Regions from separate parts of the Homo sapiens genome. Here region 2 is linked to region 1. A link is an interaction called in ENCODE POLR2A ChIA-PET data of the cell type or tissue named here. Cell type or tissue: GM12878. All regions are shown on one strand. Each heading gives the region's core, and the rest is flanking DNA. Links, peaks and the distances in the headings are about the cores only.

Region 1 (10,279 bases), core at 552-8,551:
TCCATTTCTTTCTTCTTTCAAACCTCCTTACCCACATGGGTCTTCACACTGCCTGCTTCAGTTCCAGAAGGAGGACTCTCTTCCTGCTTGCCCTAGTGTAGTGGTTCTCCAAGCGTGGTCCCTGAACCAGCAGTGTCAGCATCACCTGAGAAGTATCAGAAATGCAAATGTTCAGGCCCCACCCCTAGACCTACAGAATCAGAAACTCTGGGGACAGTAATCAGCCTTCCAGGTGACTGTGATGCATGCTAAAGTTTGCAAACCGCTGCCCTGGGAGAAAGCTTGTCTTCTCGTTATGCTCTAGGTCCCTAAGGTTGAGTCTACACTCCCACTCAGGAACTAGCTCCAAAGACACATAGCCTTTGCTGCAAACCGTTTCTGAAACCCAGAAGGCAGGAGAAATCTCGACAGAAAGTGATGGCTTTATAATAATGGAAATGAATTCGATTTTTTAAACCTTTTTAAATGTATAAAGCATTTTCATGTATTGTCACTCAACAATCCTATGCCACAGTCAGAGAGGGTATTATTATTCCCATGTTACAGATGAAAAAACTGAGGCCAGAAAAGGTGATGTACCTTTATCAAAGCAACCCAACATGCCAGAGGAGGCACAAGGACCAGAATTTGAGTCTTATGACTCTAACAGCAGAGCTCTTTCTACTATATCATACCAGGACCCAGTCTTTCTGGGCAGATCTATTGGTGCATAACCTGAATTCTCTCGGTGAAATGATTCTGCCACAACTACTCATTGTCTGTTGATAAGATGAAATAAAAATTCTGATGCTGCCTCCACAGTGACTCATTGTCTCTTTCTGATATCGTCCACAGTGCCCCTCTATTAAAGAAAGGGAACTTTGTGTTATAAAATAAGATGCAAAAGAAAAGTTTCTCATTTCTTATTACCCCTTTCTTGAACCCTGTTGCTAATTGGGGTTTAGAACTTAAGCAGAAAGAGAACCCTTCATTTCTGGACATTTTCTTGGTACACGGCACCATAAGAAACTTGTACACAGATAAACTGGTGAATAAAAGCCCATTGATAAGCACTCCCCTAATTCAAGATATGTTTATAGAATAAGGTGAATCCACATAGCTAATGTTTAATGAGCAGTTAGTATGTGCCAGACACTATGCCAAACATCGTATTTGAGTTATCTATTTAATTTTCAGAACAAATTTACAAAGCCAACACCTTTATCATCTCCCTTTTACAGATGGAGAAACAGAGACGCGTCATTTAAAAGTGGCAGAGCTGGTATCTAGCACCAAACCTGATGCTTCCAGCCTCTGCTCTACTCCTTGCTTTAACACAAAGGTAGTGCCATCATAGGACACTTTCTACCAGCACTAAAACAGCGGAACAAAGGCCTCCTCCAAATCTCACGCTGCCCCGGCCAGTGTCCACGGGGTAAAGGCCCCAAGGAAAGAGAGCAGGGCTGCAAATGGGCCTGAGTCGCAAGTGGAAGCTAATCAATATTAACCAGGCATCAGAATCTTCAATTAGCCTTTGGGAAAATAATATAGTCACAAGAAGTCAATAAGTCCAATGTTTAAAAAGAGCTATAGTAAACAAGAAAAATGTAAAAGAAAGAACAGGAATATAAAGAGCAGAGGGACAAAAGTGTGTGGACATGAATAACACAAGGAAACGGAACATTAAAACTAGTCCAAGCTTTTTTTTTCTAATCAAAACACTCCTAAATGCCAAAAAGTAATCACAGAGGACCATAGTTTGAGAAGTACAGACGTAGTGCAGGCCCCGCTTACAAGAGGACACCAGCATAATCTTCCAAAGAGGCCAGGGCATAATTTCAGGGAGGAGAATTAAGCTGAACCTAAAGTAAAGCATTCTAGCATCGTCTTCTTTCCTGAAACAAATAAACAGAAAAGGCAAGCAGAGTTAAGTGCTCGTGAGAAAGGAATTCATCACCTTGGACTCTACATTCCCCAGGCTTAGAGCTCTGGCCCAGGAATGTAGAGCTCTGGGTTCTTTTCCAGCTACTGCTCCTGACTTGCTAGCTGCAGTTGGCACAGGACATCTCAACTGGCCACAACTCACGTTTCTTACAGGAACACAGTGATTGCAAGCCCTGCTCCTGCCTCTGGGCTGTCCTGCCCGCCTCTGAACTTCCCAGTCTATACTCACTCCTCTTGGGAAGCCCTGCCCTCTCCAGGCACCCACCACTCCTCTCCAGAATCAGTGCTTCAATCTTGCCTCTTCAGCTCTAGGCCGCTTTTCCAGAGGTTTGCTGGACAGTTCCTCACATCTCAGACCCTGCACACTATACTCTTCTCTAAACAGACCCTGCATGCTATACTGTCTCTAAACAATCACTCTCCCCCATCCTCCATTCCTGCTGGGCTCCCTGTGCTTACTTGTGACATTACTCTGCCCAAGTCCCACAAGGGACCCTAAGCCTAACCCTAACCCCAACAAGTACAGACATTTCTGGCTTCTTTTTCTCCATTCCCTTCCTAAATTGGTTTTTAAATCTTGTCATATTTTTGAAGTATTTCTCAACTTCATTTCCTCCCATCCATTGATGCTGCCATATGAGAGGTTATTCAACCCCCAGCACCTGCACAACCTCCTGCCCTCTCTTAAATAACTGATCTCCCTGCCCTCATTTCTTTCTCTGCCCACCCACAAACCTTCTTGCACACTACACTACCACCAGAGTACCACTGAACAGATACCATAAAGTGGATCATCTGTGCAATCATCTTTGATGGGCTCCATTGCACCTCCTTGTCCTGCCTGACAATGAGTTTGTCCCGTTTGCCTATCCAGGTTTTCTATCCCACACACATGCATGATTCCTCTGCTGTCCCTTCTGCCCGGAATGTCCCCACCCTTGATCTGCCTATTAACTCTCAGCTTCTTCCCTAAACCCATTACCTCAAGCTAAAAATTCTCCTTTCCAAACCTTTTTCAGAATTCTCCCAATCAGAAGGAACCCCCTCCATCCCAATAGCACCACCTTGCTGTAAGGCCCTCTGACAGCCCACATCACAGGCATAGTTTATTCTTAAGATTTATATTTTCTGAGCCTCTCAACTGACTGTGTGCTCCAAAAAGACAGACTCTTTTACTTACTCTCCTTACTATTAATTCTCATTAACTCACAGAGAGCAGGTGTTGAGTAAATGTCGGCTAAATTTGATTTTGAGTTCGTGAAAAAAAAATCTGAAAAATCGCCGAGGATTCTTTATGGTAGAAACATGTTAGACTTCTGCAGCCTTCTGGTCAAGACTGAAGTCAACAGAATGCTAATGACACTCAGGGTCAGCTGCACAGGTACATAAGGCATTTGCAAACTAACCCAATAGCCTGGTCAGGGCAGTGTGGAATTCATCAAGAGCAAAAGGAGCACCTGGCATTGTCACACAGGCCATGAGAATGTAATTAAATTGAAGATAAAGGGAGTTTAAATTTGCAATATAATATTTTAAAAAGCCACGAGAGTGGAGGAGGTTTATTGCCAAATGCCCCTGTGTGTTTATGTAATCAACATACCACCTAGGATAATACCACATTTAAAGCTTTTAATAAAACAGTCATTTGGATATTAGATTTGAATTCTGGTCAGCATGCTAAAGCTCTTCCGTAAATCTTTTAAAAGCAATTTCCACTTCGTAGCTTCCTAGTAACAGTAGAAACATGAATCAACATATGCTGCATTGATTTAGGGTTTCCATGGAAACCGGAAGGACACATGGAAGGGCAGGACAGAAGGAGGTCACTTGGCCCAAAATTCTACTTTAAAAAATGCACCTCTATCTCATTCCTCTGAGCATTAGCAGCCTCATTTCCTGTTCATCAGTTCAAGCATCCACATATTTAATTTGTAATAACGCTGCTCAACTCCTCATAAGGAACATCAGAGGGGACATGGAGAAAAGTCAGCAGCTGAAGCTGTGTGCCCATGAGGTTTTCAAAGAAAACCAAGAAGCACAGGATTTGGAATCAGAAGAAAGGGCCTTTGGTACTAACTCTGCAATTAACTAGCTCCATGACACTAACTACTTCTACTAGCTCTGTGACCACCAACGAACATCACCAAGACATTTCAACTTCAATTTCCTCATCTGTAAAACACAAATTAACACACCTGCCCGGTCTATTTCTCAGGGCGATTATATGCAAAGAAATGAGAAAGTCTATGGGGGAAATGCCCTGTAAATTCCAGTACATCACACCCTATTATTATATTTGAAGATGATCTTGGCTTCCCTTTAAATGGAATTTTGCCAGTGAGCAAGGAGATGAAAAAAACAAAAAAAAAGTTTCCTAATTTAGTGGAGATTAGACTGACTGGAAAAGAAAGTGTGGTGGATTTGACAGCCCTGAGCTTCAACCCCAACTCCGTAATTTTCCAGATTAAGGGCAGATCCAGAACTGTGGGCAAGCTACTCGCCCTGTCTGAGTATCATTTTCATCATGGATAAAATGAAGATAATAACAATAGCAATGTCATAGTCTCGTTATAAGGATTGAATTAGATAATGTAATGCAGTCTTCATCACAATTCTTGACAAACGGCAAATAGCTGTTCTGTGTGAGCCACTTTTATCATTATTCGTAGTCTTTTCAACTATATTTTATCATCTGTAAAATGGTAATTAAATTTCCTACTACTTCCTCATTTTACATAGAGGATTACTTAGATGTCTGTTCAGCTATTTAATAAGCTGTTTGGGGAAAGGTGCTATATAAATAGAATGCCATTATTTAAAGTTTCACTTTTTTACCACCTGCTCAGCGAGGTGAGACAAAAATGTATAAGATAGCACATCTGTAATGATTCTCCAGCTGCTCAGTGGCTGGGGGTTACGTAAGTCTCTGTTACCTTTCTCATTTCCTTTTGTTCCTCTTGAGCATTCATTTGTCTCCTCACTGCTCACTGCAGGGTTTTCCTCTTGCCAGCCTCTTTTCTTTATTCACTACTTTATACTCCCCCTTCTAAGTGTGTCTAGAAAGAAATTTCAAAGTTAAATTTTGGAGGCTTTGGTGTCTAAGCCTGCGATTCTTCCTTAGGTCTCCTCAAATGAAATGGTATAGCAACAGCAAAGGAAATGAAACAAAATCAGGAGATGTTAGAGGATTACACAGTGCTGCCTCGCAGACAATGGCCATCAGGGTTAAAAATAAAGCTGAAGAAACACCTCAGCCAAATGTAATACATGGACTTTGTGTTGAATCCTGATTCAAATGTAAAATTTTAAAAATAATACAGTGCAATTGAGAAAATCTAAACACTGATTAGATATTTAATAGTATTAAGACATTATCGTTATTTTTTAGTGCAATTTTGATATTGAGGCTTTTTTAAGAGACCTTATCTTTTAGAGGTATACTCTGAAATATTTATAGTTGAAATGATATGCTATCATGAACAGCTTCAACATCATCTTGGGTGGGAAGCTGGGTGGTAGGTACGTAGGGACTCATTGTTCTGTTCTCTTGACTTGTGTATATTTGAAATTGTGCCTACAATGTGTGGCTTCAGTAAAATAAGCCAACAAAGTACAAGAAAACTGAAATACAGAAGGAGGAGACTATTTGAATGGAACTTGATTTTCTGTACATTTTCCATTGTAAGTTTTTCTCCCCTTGAATAAATCCATTTTAAGAAAAGTCTATTATTTTATGCCTAGGGAGCAGGTGCTAAAATTCACAGAGGTTTAGAGTGGGTATAACTCCTAGACATCACCTACAGAAACTAAACTTTGAAGACTTTGTCCAATGTCACATTTCTTAGAGGCATAGCCAGGACTCCAACTCAGAGTTCCTGGATGGAATCCAGCCACATCCTTTGTTCCCACTGCTGAGCTGCCCATCTATACAGGCAGAATTCAGGGCCATATGTTAACACTGGACAAGGAGAGAAATGATGGCCTGTTTGCTCACCTCCACAGCCCTTCTCTGTTCCTACTATGATCACAGCCTTAAACACTGAACTCAGGTTTTACAAATGACCTTTCCAGTGGCCAACTAGTTTCTGTGAGGGCAGCTGAAGGGCAGGAAGGTAGAGTGGAGAGAGAGAGCTTATGCAACATACACAACTCTTCACACCCTCACAACCTGATCTCCTGTCCCATCAAGATCATCAAGGCCTCAGGTATGAAATACCTGGACCTCTTTTCACTTACTAACAACTCCTACTAATCTATCCATATTACACACACCCTGACCTCCTTCCAGCTGCCCTCAGATGTGTCTATTTAAGGTGAATTCTTCCTCCTGTGGCCTTCCACCTATTCTTTCCCATGGACCCTCCTTTATGAACTCTATCTTTATTTTCTCTTTCTCACATGTTATTCTGCACTTAACAAAAACAATGTTCATCTCTTTTATTTAAAAAAATTCCCCTTGGGAAACACCCTTGGGTGTTTCTCCTTTTATCAGCAAAACTGCTTGAAAGAGTCTCCTCTGCTTCCTCACTTCCTATCCCCTCCTAACCCCTTTGCCATTTGGCTTCCATTCCCACCATTCCCCCGAAACACAGCCTCCATACTGTGAGGTTCAAGTGGAAATGTTCCAGTACTTGTCTTTATGAACCTCTTTGCTGCCTTTGCCATGGTGACCATTCATTTCTTGGATCTCTCTCTTTTGACTTCCCAACATTACACTCCCCTGGCTGCCCTTCCCCTTGGTCTCCTTTGCTGGCTCCTCCTCCTCTGTCCACCCCATAAACACTGGTATTTTCCTTCCTCTCTAATCTTAGCTTCCTGCCTCTCTCACCTTGCATGCTACTTGGGCAATCTCATCCTTGCCCATAGTCCTAACTACATTGGGTATATTGACCATTTCTAAATATTTTTGTCCAACTCTAGCCCCTCTCCCATCATGTAGACACCAATAGCTCCCAATCATGTAGACTCCGATAGTCCTTGGGTTGCTGAACATACCCCTCAGATATCCTACAGGCCTAACAACTGCAAATATATCTAAATAATGGACACATCATATTCCCATCTTTTCTTGGCCCATTTTATCCGCCGCCCTCACCACGCCCACCTCCCACTCCACCCGCACCCCCTACACACACATATAAACCTTGGCTTCCTCTGGAATTGCTGATCTCAGTTTCTGGCACCACCATCTACTGAGTAACTCAAGCCAGAAATAGGAAAGTAATTACAGGCAACTCCCTTTCTCTCATCTCCTGTCGACAACCAATTACCAAATCATACTGATTAAATCTTTCATAGTTTTCAAATCTGTCTCCTCCCCTCCATCCTCGCTACCACTGCTCTGGCTCATGTCCTTACGGTCCTGGTTCACGTCCTCACAGTCTCTGGTCCCCATGAGACAGCCTATTTTCTTAAATTCAGCTCCAATCTGCAGCCATAATCACCTGGTTAGTCACAAACATGACTGCATTTCCTTCTCCTCAAAACCTTTAAGCCCTCCTACTCTAGGGATAAAGTTCCAGCTTAAGAAGGATCCTGATACACAAACACCCCAAGGTCTGGCTACCTTGAGAGTCACCTACCACTTCCCTGGCTTGTCCTTCAGGCCCCAATAACTCTACACTTTCCATAATCATGAGCACATATCACAGGGTTCCATGGCTTTGGGCCTCCTTTATTTCATTTCCTCTGCCCAGAATGTCCTTGATCTGAGTGAGTCCTGCTCATCCTCAAGCTGCACTTCAGGACGACTTCTCCAAAAGCCTCACCTGAACACCCAAGTTCAGGAAATGCCCTCTGTGCTCCTATGGCTTCCAGGCACACTTCTCTATGTCAGCACCTGGCATAGCTAGGTACCTGCAACTCTCTTCTCCTAACCAGATCCTAAGTTCATCAAGGGCAGAAAGCATGGGTTCATTCATTCATTCATTCATCTGACTAACATTTAAGTGTCTCCTATGTGCCAAGCAAGGTCCCAGGCATGGGTACATTACATTCCCTATGTACATTGCCTAGGTAAAAAACGTATTTTTCATCTCTACACCTCCAAAATGTAGCACGGTCCCCGGCAACAGGAAAAGGCTCAGTTAATGTATGTTGAGCTGACACGAGCCCCCCAGCAGGTAGGTGAGGAAACTGTGTTTGGTGTAGGATGCTGGCCAACAGAGACAGTGTGGAGTCACAGAGTGGCACAGGCTCCAGGGTCAGCAACAAGGGTTCAAGCTCCAACTCTGCCCCTTTATGGCAGGCTCTCCTTGGCTTAGGACCTTGCCTTCTCATCTCTGAAATCAGAATTACTAAGGCAATGCCCACTTCCTGTGTTACTGCAAGAATTCAGTGAAATATATAAGTAAACATGGGCTGTAAATCACTTAGGCTTATGAAAACATTGAGTCACAGGGAGAACATCAGAGTCCGAGAAGGCAGAAGCCCCACACCCAGTGGGGAGAGGTGTGGAGGCTGCATGGATGGGACAGGAGGGCCAAAGGTGGAGAAGCAGAGGGATGTAGTTTTCAAAGCCATGGAGCTGAGAGGCAAGCATGAAACCCTGTCACAACTGAAATGTGGCTTTCCCTCCTATCGCTCAGTGCCAGGGTGCTGGTTATCAATCTCTTCCCCTTCTCAGATAGTAACAAAAGCTTTACCATTTGCCATCAGAGTCTACAGCTGTGGGCAGAGAGCAGCTTCAGCACTCTCCCCCTTCTCTGAATATAAAATAAGCTCTTTCTAATCCTCCATTTTTAATGACTTCAGGCAATGGCTTTCATGTCCTCACTCCTAGCTCCATTCTAGCCAGACACCTAGAATCACGCAGCAAGGAGAATCCACAGCCATCAGACCCAGGAGTGGGGTTCGGCCACAGCAACAGCAGCAGGGAATAGTGGAGTGGAGTCTGGGACTCTGGGGACAGTTCTCCCACTGGTATTTGCTCCGAAATTCACACAGAACTGGGAACTGAGAGCACTCAGTGAGACGCCTTGCTTGCGGGCATGTGCTGGTGCACGTTAATGTCTGAGCTGGAGGCGGGAGGAGGGACGAGGGCTGTGTGGGTGCACTCCGATGCACGGAGATGCTGAGCAAATTCCCCCTGACACTTTTCCTTGAGAGACAAGGCCCTGGGAGGAATCAACCTTAAGCCACTCAGCTTTTCTGAGACCCTCTTCCTTCTAGAACCTTTTACTGCTGAATTCAAAAGCCTTTGGGAAATTCCATACAGAGAACACTGACCAATTCCATGCAGAGAACACTGGCAAAGGTTCTGATGATGATGCTGATATTTCTTGGACGTGAAAAATACCCCCCAGGCACAGAGGGGAAGCAAGAAAGCATTTCTGACATCTCTAGAAATGTAGGTGTTTGGACAAAGAAGAAACCAGAAAGCATAAAACAGAGAGCCTGGAATAGAATAGACAGGAAAATTGTTCTAAGTCATAAAGTCATTATATTAACAAAACTTACATTTGTATAGCGCAGTCACAAGCTGGGTTGTGCTATACAAATGTGAGTTTTGTTACTTATAATCACAAGTCACAAGTTGGAGCTGGGATTGAGAAAGGAAGATGGAGAACAAAAAGGACATTTGAGGCTTAGCACCTGCTAAGTTGGAAGAACAGGCATATTTCTGCACCCTTGCTCCTGGCAAGAGTGGTGGGCTTAAAGGTTCTGAAGGGTCTGTTAGAGAGTAAATGGGGATGATGATACAAGGACAGGTGCTTTCACTTCTCTGGCTGAACTTCCTCGAGTTTTTTTTACCCCCCTTGAGCCTCAATTTGTTCTAGGAAGTTGGGAGAATTAAACAGCATCATGTGGGCAAGTACCTGGCAAAGTTGTTCAGCACATCTTGACCACTGGGAGCTATCATTCCTTTCAGCTGATCCTCACAAGCTCCTTTGAAAGTGAGCCAGACACTTGTTATCACTCATTTTACAGATGAAGCTGCTCAGTGGCCCTGAGTGGAGGGCCCAGGGTAATTCAATTAATGGCCCTAAGAAGACTTGAACCCAGGACCTCCAGTACTTTTTCCACCCCAACTCTGCCTATTCAGCTCATGCTGCTGCTGACCCATGGCTGAGATCCACACTTGGAGGGTTTTTCTTAACAGAAAGATGAGGGTTTGGCTCAGCTGTCCATCCACACTCTTGCTCTGTCCTCTAAGAGCCCCTTGCTATAGTGGCATGGCTGTTGTGACTAAGGAACCATGTTCTCCAGGTCAGAGTTCACTGACCCACGGGAGAAAGACCTTCACCTAACTGGCATGTTTCATTCACCTGGACAAGAATAAGAGCAAGTTTTCAGATCCCTTTTTGTGTTAGACACTATGTGGAAAAAATCTTTAAACAAAGAAGAAGCTAGAAGG
Region 2 (10,279 bases), core at 1,351-9,350, 53 kb before region 1:
CCAAGGTACCAAATAGTGGGTGTGAGTGATCCTCTGGTGTTTGGTCTTGTGTCCACTCAGGTTTCTGCTGAGATAGCCAATCCCTGTCTACATGTTGCTTGAGTCTGATGACTCTCTGCTGCTCGGTTATTTCTCTTGGTCTGTGTGAACCTCTTGCAGTGCTGTCTATGGACCCCTTGCCCTCTCAGCCAATCCTCTCTAGCTTCTCGCTGAGTCCGCAGGGATGCCCTGGAAAACAGACCCAGGCCACTTCTGCTTTAATAATCCAGAAGCTATTTATTCCTTCATGTCCCAGCCCCAGGAGAATCTCTTTCCAGTGGAGAGATCAAACCACTCCAGAGAAGAGACCAGATGCTGACATTTGGGCTTCCCTATGGAAAAAAACAGTGAGTTGCTGTAAAAGTCCTGTTCATACACACAGAGCTCTCAGTCACACTCTTATTGCCTTGGTTTTAAATATGAGTGAACAATCAAGGATCACCAGACCTTAGAGCAAAGCCCTCAACTTGAAAGAAAGAGACTAAAGTAAACAATAAAAGGGAACCCAAGAGAAACAGAAACAATTCAGGAAACAGAATAGAAAGGAAACAAATTAAAACAAACCAAAACCCATCATTCATAGCTTCAGGGAAATAAGAGAAAATATTGCAACTATAAAACAAGAACAGAATTTTGTTTTCTAAGAAACAGAGAAAAATTATAACCTCTTGGGAATTAAAAATGTGATACCAAAAAAATCAACAGAAGTGTTCAAAAACAATGTTGAGGAAATCTTTCAGAAAGTCAGAAAAAAAGGGACATTGGAAATAATAAATTAGAAAATTAAAGGATAAAGCTGGGCACGGTGGCTCACGCCTGTAATCCCAGCACTTTGGGAGGCCGAGGTGGGTGGATCACTTGAGGTCGGGAGTTCGAGACCAGCCTGACCAACATGGAGAAACCCCATTTCTACTAAAAAATATAAAATTAGCCAGGCACAGTGGCGCATGCCTCTAATCCCAGCTACTCGGGAGGCTGAGGCAGGAGTATCTCTTGAACCTGGGAGGTGGAGGTTGCGGTGAGCCGAGATCACGCCATTGCACTCCAGCCTGGGTAACGAGTGAAACTCCATCTCAAAAAAAAAAAAAAAAAAGAAAGAAAGAAAATTAAAGGATAAAGCCAAGACGTTTCATTTATAACTAATACGAATGCCAGAAAAAACAGTGGGGAGGAAATTATCAAAGAAATCCTATAAGCAAACCATCCCCAAAGTGTCAGTCTCCACACTGACCGGGCTACCACGCGCTCAGCTCATATTGAATACAAAAACCCAGACATCATTATAAATTCAGAACCCTAGGATACAAAGGTGGTCCTAAGAACCTAGAGACCGGGGGATTGAGGGGGATTGGGGAACAGACCACAAACAATACACAGGAATTGAAATAACATCAGTCTTCTCAATAATAACATTGAACACTTCCAAGGTTCTAAGTGAAAATAATAATAATTATATTTTAAATAATATAATAAATTTTTTTTGAGATGGAGTCTTGATCTGTCACCCAAGCTGGAGTGCAGTGGCACGATCTCAGCTCACTGCAACCCTTGCCTCTCAGGTTCAAGTGGTTCTCCTGCCTCAGCCTCCTGAGTAGCTGGGATTACAGGTGAATGCCACCACGCCTGGTGAAAATTATTTTCAACCTGGAATTCTATGTCACCCACCTCAAGAGTGAGCAGAGAATGAAGATTTTCAGTCAGAAAAGTCTCAAAAACATTATCTCCCATGTACCCTCAGAAAGCTACACTAGAAAATATGTAAGTCCATAAAACAGGAAAGGATGGAGTGGAAGACAGAACTCGAGAGATAAGAGGAAAGTAGAAGGAGTTCTCAGGAAGTAGGCAAAGGAAGGAAGGGTAGGACAACAGTGGGCCATGAGAGCAGCCAACCCTGAATAAGACATCAAAGAGCTCCAGGAAAGATGTCTCAGAGGCAAAAAAAAAAAAAAAAAAAAAAAAAAAAAATCTGATAGACTTGACAATGTGGAAATGTTATTGAGCCATGTTTCACAGAGCTGTGGGAGCACATGGGAGGGCTTAGTCAGGTGCTGATAGAAAACTAAACAAATAAAAATTAGAGGCAATTACTAACTCCAGGAAAAAAGAAAAACAATATGCAAGAATGTACAGGTAAATAAGATATATTACTTGGCTTAATAGCAAACAATATTTATACAATCACAATAACAAAAGCTTTGTTAACCAGAAATTGGGGGACTAGGGAGCTAGCAGAAAAGAGGAAAATGTACATGATTTTAATATCTTCATTACCATAATAGGAAGTCTATAACTAATGTCTGAAATTAATGACTCAAGAGACAGCCACATACTCTGTGAGTTAGAAATATAGGGGAAGTACCAGATGAATACCTTAACATTGAAAATGGTTTTCACTGGAGAAAGGGAGGTGGAGCAGAGGGGAGATGAATAAGAGATAGTTAATTTTATTATTTTCTTCTACATATACAACTTAAAACCAGTTGCCCAGCAATACTTTTATTTAAAATAAGACTATATTAAATAAATTTTAAAAACAAACACTACTGGTCATGTATGTAAAACAGACACATAAACAAATCGGTGAAGGAAAAAGTTCCAGGTGCTACCTGTGCACAGATAAGGTATGGGCATGAAAGAGAGAGTAGCCAGTTCCATCTTGGAAGAGCCAAGTACCTCCTGACTCCTACTTTCCCTTCTTATCCAGAAACACCGCTGCCTGTGTGCATCTACAGATTTGGCTCTCTTGAGAAAACCTGAGGATTAAGCTAGAAACTCACCAAACACAGATGGAGAGGTGGTGAAGTCTACTGGCCAGGAACTAAGAGCAGAGTGCCAGACCACCTGGGTTTGAATCCTGGCTATGACACTGACTAACTGTGATTTTGGACAAGTTACATACCCTCCTCGCCCTCCTCACATGTTCCTACCTCATAGGGTTATTTCAAGGATTATGTGTTAATGTGTCAAGGGCCCAGAACAATTCTTGGTACATGTAAACATCATGTTCTCTCAGCAGACATGAGATGAACCTGCTGAGTGCAGGCACTGGATAAGCACTGGAGGGCACAAACAACCCTAAGCATGCCCCTGTCCTCCAGGAGATTAAGGAGGGGTGGGGAGTGGTGCAAAAGATACAACTGTAAATAGCATATTATCAGCAATATCGCCTAGGTGGCTAGATGTAGAATGAGGGGGACCAGTTTCCTAGAGAGGTGGCTGTTAAAATTTGCTCCATGAGAGGGTCTGGGAGACACCTTTTGGATTTTGGCCCCAGTACCCCTCTGTAGAAAGTTTCCCTTCCCTTCTTGTGTCCATGTGGTTGCAGCAGAAATGCTGTGCTCTGATAATGTGATCTTGCCTCCTTGACCAGATTGAGCACATTCAAATTAACCTGGGCCAATCCGTCTCTTACCTGGGAATTTTGGACCCCAGGATGAAGGATAGATTGGTTTCCCTCTCAGTGTCTTTTTTTTTTTTTTTTTTTTTTTTTTTTTTTTTTTTTGAGACAGAGTCTGGCTCTTGTCCCCCAGGCTGGAGTGCAATGGTGCGATCTCGGCTCACTGCAACCTCCACCTCCTGGGTTCAAGCGATTCTCCTGCCTCAGCCTCCCAAGTAGCTGGGACTACAGGCGTCCGCCACCATGCCCGGCTAATTTTTTTGTATTTTTAGTAGAGACGGGGTTTCATCATGTTGACCAGGCTGGTCTCGAACTCCTGACCTCGTGATCCGCCCGCCTCGGCCTCCCAAAGTGCTGGGATTACAGGCGTGAGCCACCACACCTGGCCATATCTTTGTGTTAAGACTGATGATGTAAATGTGGGAACTATTGACCATTTTTTGCCATGTGAACTGGTAAACAGAGAACAGTCAGCAAGAAAAGAGAAAGGTAGTACGCAGAGAGAAACTGAAAAGAGGAGGAAAGTCAGGGCTTCTGCATTCCTTAGGGTTCTGCTCACTGTTTCTGCTCACAGATTCCATGGGGTGTTCCAGTATTCTCACCAAAACTCCCTTTTATTCATGCTGGTTTGAGTTGAATTTCTGTTGCAAACCAAAATTTCTCTAATAATAGAAGGGGACTCCCCCACTTCTCCTTCCTGTATAGGCAGCAGAAAAAGAAATCTGACTATATTCCCTGGTCTGGCAAGATGTTCGATAAGTCTAAACCTGGAAAAAAACCCCAAAGAGTCCCTAGGGTTGCATCAAAATATAACCTGGCTCTGGGCCCAGGACAGAGCAGCTCTGGCTTCCTAGCGAAGGGTTAGGACTGTGGGAAGGAATGAAAGGAAGGACCGGAAAGGCTGAGGTCCTGGACTGGAGGGGGAGGTGAGAGCATCTGCAGCTGAGGCGCATTCAAGCTTGAAGTGCAGGGGATGTGGTGGGAGGTCAGGAGAGTGGTATGGGGAGAGGACCAGTAGCCATGGCAACAGGAGGGTCTTCCTTTGCCACTGAGGCAAAGGTGAACTCGGGGGGAGGTAGCCAAGCAAGGTATAGGGAGAGGCCAAGTAAGTGGTGGTCTTTGCCATCCATTGATTGTGTCCTTTCCTGCCCATTGTATGCTGGGCAGCAACATTTTAGGCATGGGAATGAAAGACTCGATTTTTCAGGGACGCGGCTATAGAGGTGAGTCATGGAACTATGGGGTATTCCCATTGTGCTCCCTTAGGTACAGGTGGCTGAGGAGTCCTCGGTCAGCAGGTGAAAGCATCATTCAAAGCTACAATTGAGGCAAATACCAGTGATTACAGCTGATTGAGGAACCTAAGAAGACTTCATGGAGGAAGTGGACCTTGAAGGATGGATAGGATTTAAACATTTAAAGGCCAAGCTTTACAGGATACTGTAGCTAGATATTATTCCTTTTTGTAGCTCTACCTCTCACAGCTCTAACACAGCAGATGCTCAAAAATGTTTGCTTAACTGAATTGGATTCCAGGTATAGGAAACAGTATAAGTAAAGTCAAGGGATGAGAAAGGGAGTGGGGTGTTATGTGTTGAGGCCTCAAGGAGAAATCCTGTTTGTTGGTTATAGCAGGCACAAAAGGAATCAGTCAACAGAAGATATGCTGAAAAAGAAAGCTGAGGCCAGAGCTGAAACTTGGAGATGGCTGATGAGTCCTCCAGCTCCCTGAGGACAGGGAGAGGCCAGGACATTTATCCTGGCCTGCCTAGTGATGGGCTCAGGGCCTATTGCAGGATAGGTGCACAAAAACTATTTAAATGAATGAAAGAATATAAAAAGTCACCCATTAGCAAAAAGTTCACCACTGTGTTCCTTCAAATCCAATGTCCTGTAGTCCATTTAATTTAGGACTCGGTGCACATAAATTAGTTTGCACAAAATTTTTAGAATGAAAACCATGGATGTAATAACTGCTTTAGAACATGAATCTGGGTCTGAATCCCACTTAACCTTTCAGGGCAACACTTCTTTTTGATTCCTATGTTTTCATGAGAAGGGGTTGCCCTAAAGTTATAATTGTGACTTCTCTCCCCAACTTTCCCCCTAAATCTAGTAAGCCCTACCCATAGAAGTAGCAACTCATTGCTTGGTGAGTTTAGAAAAAGGAACCAGACATACTCACTTCTCTTCAGGAGTGGCCTGTCCCCAGGAGACCCACAATTCCTACTCTATGGTAAGTTTAGTGGAGCCTGAGAGGAAGTCTGCAGTTTGAGAATTAAGTTCAATTCAGGAGAATCTGTTAGCACACCCATTTGGCAGCATGTGGCTCTTAGCCAAGCCCTCAAAACCAGCTTTTTCTGTAATAAAGCTGACGTTTTCATCATCAGGTATCTGACTCCTGTGTCAAAGGGTTCTGAACTCAGGAAGTGAGTGAAAAGCAGAGGTGTTAGTTACTGGCTCCCTCAAACCCCAGCTATTACTGGCTTGAGAATTTCCTTACCAGGAAAATGGATATGATGATAATATCCGTCATGTAGAGTTTAGTGAAGATTGAAAAAGATAATATGTTTGATGTTCGGTAAATGTTTGTTCTCTTTACTTCCCTGTTTGAAACCCTCTCTTTTAAGCATTTTCCCCATGAAGGCAGGGGGATATTGTACCCCTCTGCATATATCCCCTCTATATGTCTAGCATGTATTTGGATGTTCTGTAAATGTTAAAAAGGTGGAAATGATTATTGCAGGGAGGCCCAGCAAGTGAGTCATTTATGCCCATATTTTTTAAAATAGCTTTAGTGAGGGATAATCAACATACAGTTAACATGGTTGAAGTGGACAACTTGACAAGTTTTGACATAGGCAAACACCTAGTGAAATCATCACAATCAAAAGAGTGGGCGCATCCACTATCCCGAAAGTCTCTCATGCCTCTGTGTAATCCCTGCTCCCCTCCTCCCCACCCTCCTAGCCCCAGGCAACCACTGATCTGCTTTCTGTCACTATGGATTAGTTTGCATTTTTTAGAGTTGTATATAAATGGAATCATATAGTATATTCTCTCTCTTCTTTTTTGTCTGTCTGCCCATATTTTTGAAGAGCAATAAGCACTCATCATTGAATGCTGAAATACTGATCTTGGAGCCCAGAGTCCAGGACTGTTGTTCTGGTTAGACAGCAACATGTTGTTTGACCTTAGACAAGTCATATAACCTTTGTGTGCCTCAATTCCCCTTATCTGCACTATGGTAGGGAATAATTGTGTCTGCTCTACCCCCCAGATTTATTTAAGGTGGAAATACTGCATAAGGTATAATACTAAAAAATGGATAATAAACAAGCCATAAAATATTTCTGTATAAGTAGCTAGATGATATTTGGCAATATTAATGTATGTGTGTGTCTGTCTGTGTCTGTGTGTGTTTTCTACCTAAAATTTCCTATTTCCCTTCATTCAAGCAAATAGCTGACTCTGCACCTTATTTTGTCAGGCAAGTATTGTACAGAGTAGAAAAACAAAAGTAGCCTGCAGATCTTCCTGGCTTTGGATTTCCCAGACCTAAAGCCTTTAGAAGGGTTCAGGTTTACAGAAAAGGAAAAGGAGAAGGAATCTGTGGGTTTATACAGATGGTATCTTAGGGAAGTGGAGGGAAGGGTAAAGTGAACCCTTCTCAGCAGGCTCTGAAACAGTCCTGCTTCCATCAGCATCCCTCTTGCCCACCTTCCTGCTGATTCCTCTAGTACCTGAGCCTTTCAGGGACTCTTGAGGCGAAGAACTTGCCCCTTGTCAGTTAACCCCCACCCCACCCTTCCCTGCTCACCCTCTGGGATCAGGTTTGGCTTCCATCCTCTCTGGTGAGTCATTTGTCATTCCTCCCTCTGCTGTCTGTCTTCATGTGGGTTACAGATGTTATTCTAGTTTCACAAGCTAAAGTTTATTTTGCTGTTTCTTATTCTAATTGTTTGCCCATTGTTTTTAAGAAAGAAGGGTACAGAAAGGACTCAACTCTGCCTTCTTGAAATAGGAATCTAGTGATTTATTTGCCTAATATGTTTTAAAGTTAGGCTTTATTTTTTAGAGCAGTTTTAGGTTCACAGCAAAATTGAGGAGAAGGTACAGAGATTCCCATAGATTCCTAGCCTCTATACATGCACAGCCTCCCTCACTATCAGTATCCCCCAGCAGAGGGGTACATTTGTTACAACAGAGAAAGCTGCATTGGCACATCCTTATCACCCAGAGTCCATAGTTTACGTTAGAGTTCACTCTTGGTGCCCTGTGTTCTACAAGTTTGGACAATGTATAATGACATGCATCCACATCACAGTATCACACAGAGTCATCTCTCTGCCCTAAAAATCCTCTGTGCTCTGTCTATTCCACCCTCCAAAGCCTCTGGCAATCAGTGATCTTTTTACCATCTACAGTTTTATTTTCCAGAATGTCATTGCCTAACATTTCATATTGAGATGTAATTTACAGAAAGCAAAATGCTGGGATCTTAACAGTTTTAATTCAGGAAGTTCTGACAAATGCATTCATTCATGTAACCTACCTCAATATTGATACATGGAACATTCCCATCATCCCAGATAGTTCCCTTGTACCCTCTTCCGATTTCCCACTGCCACCCTGTCCCCAACCAGGCATCTACTTTCCTGATGTTTTTAAAACATAGATTAGTTTGCCTGTTCTAGACTTTGATACAGAATGCAGTCTTTCTGCATCTGGCTTCTTGCACGCTGCATGTTATTGAGATTCATCTGAGTTGGTGCATTTATCAGTAGTGCGTCTTTTTCCATTGCTGAGTAGAATTCCACAATTTCTTATTCATTGTCTTGCTTGCTTGTGTTGTTTCAAGTTTTTGCCTATTGTGAATAAAGCTGTGATGAACATTTGCAGATATGTCTTTTTGTGGACATATGTTTTTAGACCTGTGAGTGGAGTAGCTGGGCCATACGGAAGGTATATATTTAGATTTATAAGAAACTATCAAGCTGCCTTATAAAGTGCTTTGTACCATTTTACATTTACACCAGCACTATATAAGAATTGCAGTCATGCTACAGCCTTACCAACCCCCTTTTGTTAGCTGGATTTTCATTTTACATATTCTAGTGGATACATAGTAGAACTTCACTGTGGTTTTTGGCATTATTTTTCCTAATGGTCCCTAGTCCCTGGAAGACCCTCTTACAGCTCTGAGCAGGGGCCCCTTAGCACTCTTTTTGGTTGCCATTTATATTTCACATGTGCGGCTGTTTATGGGCAGGAGAGAACCATTATGGTAATACACTAATAGTAATGTGTGTTTCATATTTACAGAGGGCAGTAACTGCAGCTCACTGGGAGATTACTCCCTAGCAAAGAGAAATATTAATATGTCATTTGTGAACTTAGAAAAGAGGCCTCCAGGGCCGTAAGTGAAGAATTACATAACCATTGACATCTATGGAAATCTAGCTGTCTCCTCATGGCTTTAGTACTGTAGATAAAAATAATTTGGAGGCAGAGAAGGGATATGAAAAACATTGTATAACTAAAATAGGAAAATGTACTTGGAGATCCATGGAACAGAGAAGGGCACAGGCTGTTTCCAATTCTGGCACCACTGTTTACAAAGCAAACTTTTGGCAAATTATCTGATTTGCATTCTCCTAACAAGTGATGGTGTTCACCAGGTTTTGATTTGGTTTATTGGCATTCATGTATATTATTTTGTGAAGTGTGTGTTTAAGTCTTTTGATTAATTTGAAAATTGTATTTTGTTTGTTTTCTATTGAGTTGTAGGAATTCTTTACATATTCTTGACACACGTCTATTGTCAGATACATATATTGCAAATATCTTCTCCCAATCTGGCTTCCCTATTTATTTTAACAGTATTACATGATAAGTGGAAATTTTCATTTTTGAGGTAGTATAATTTATCAGTTTTTGTTTGTTTGTTTGTTTTTGCTTTTGATGGAGTTCGCTCTGTCACCCAGGTTGGAGTACAGTGGCGTGATCTTGGCTCACTGCAATCTCCGCCTCCCGGGTTTAAGCAATTCTCCTGCCTCAGCCTCCCAAGTAGCTGGGATTACAAGAGCTCACCACCACACCCGGCTAGTTTTTGTATTTTTAATAGAGATGGGGTTTCACCATGTTGGCCAGGCTAGTCTTGAACTCCTGACCTCAGGTGATCTACCTGCCTCAGCCTCCCAAAGTGCTGGGATTACAGGTGTGAGCCACTGCACCCAACCAATTTATCAGTTTTTTTTCCTTTTATGCTTAGAGCTTTTTATGTCCTAAGAAATTTTTGCCGCTCCTCAAGCCATTACAATATTCTCCTGTTTTCTTCTAGAAGTCTTATGGAAATTGTGGCTGCTTGAACTGGCCTCTGAGAAACCCTTGAAAGGCCTCTGGGGGCAATGGTGAGGTCCAGCCAACAGCACCCTGGCCTCCCTCCTCCTCTCCTACCTTCTCTGCCTCTCCTTTCTTCTACCTCCACCTTAATCAAAGCAGCTCCCTTTTCATTTTAGGTATTGGAGTTTTAACTAAAATTTTCTTTAACAAAAGGATTTCCACCCTTTTAAAAATCTCTCCACTGAACTGTAAATTCCTTGAAGATAGGAATCATGTATATATTATTCTCCTTTATATCTTTAGCTATATACAGTGCCTGTGTACATTGTGAACACTCAATAGAAACTTTTAATTGAAATAAATCAACCCAAACGTGGACTGGAAAGATGGGCTTTGTTCAATTTAGCCAAATCTTACATAAGATGTATTCCTGAGTGTCCAATCTGGGTCAGGCTCCAGTGAATGGAGAAAGGCTCCTATTGGGAGTGAGATCAGAGG

What was found. ChIA-PET counts read pairs that join two places held together with the same protein. Peaks named below come from ENCODE experiments on the same cell type or tissue, not always from the same donor. Only the 100,000 strongest peaks of a DNase experiment are listed, where the experiment ranks them.
Region 2: POLR2A ChIA-PET joins it to region 1 with 11 read pairs; 6 of 35 experiments call an interaction of 5 or more read pairs at or near these places.

What each region holds. Positions count from the first base shown.
Region 1 is chr1:182,672,788-182,683,066 of GRCh38, forward strand. It overlaps RGS8 (regulator of G protein signaling 8), which reads right to left. Exons shown (of 8, transcript NM_001102450.3): 2 at 32-145. Among named protein-coding and RNA genes, the nearest start is that of RGS8, 6.7 kb to the right of the region's middle. In GM12878, for the core only: a CTCF peak has its summit at 2,995; a DNase peak (open chromatin) is centred at 4,744; H3K4me3 peaks cover 350 bases.
Region 2 is chr1:182,619,012-182,629,290 of GRCh38, forward strand. No RefSeq gene overlaps it. Among named protein-coding and RNA genes, the nearest start is that of LINC01686, 9.0 kb to the left of the region's middle. RefSeq lists an enhancer at 3,807-3,866. In GM12878, for the core only: no CTCF peak of the experiment used is centred there; a DNase peak (open chromatin) is centred at 4,362; H3K4me3 peaks cover 709 bases; H3K27ac peaks cover 3,078 bases.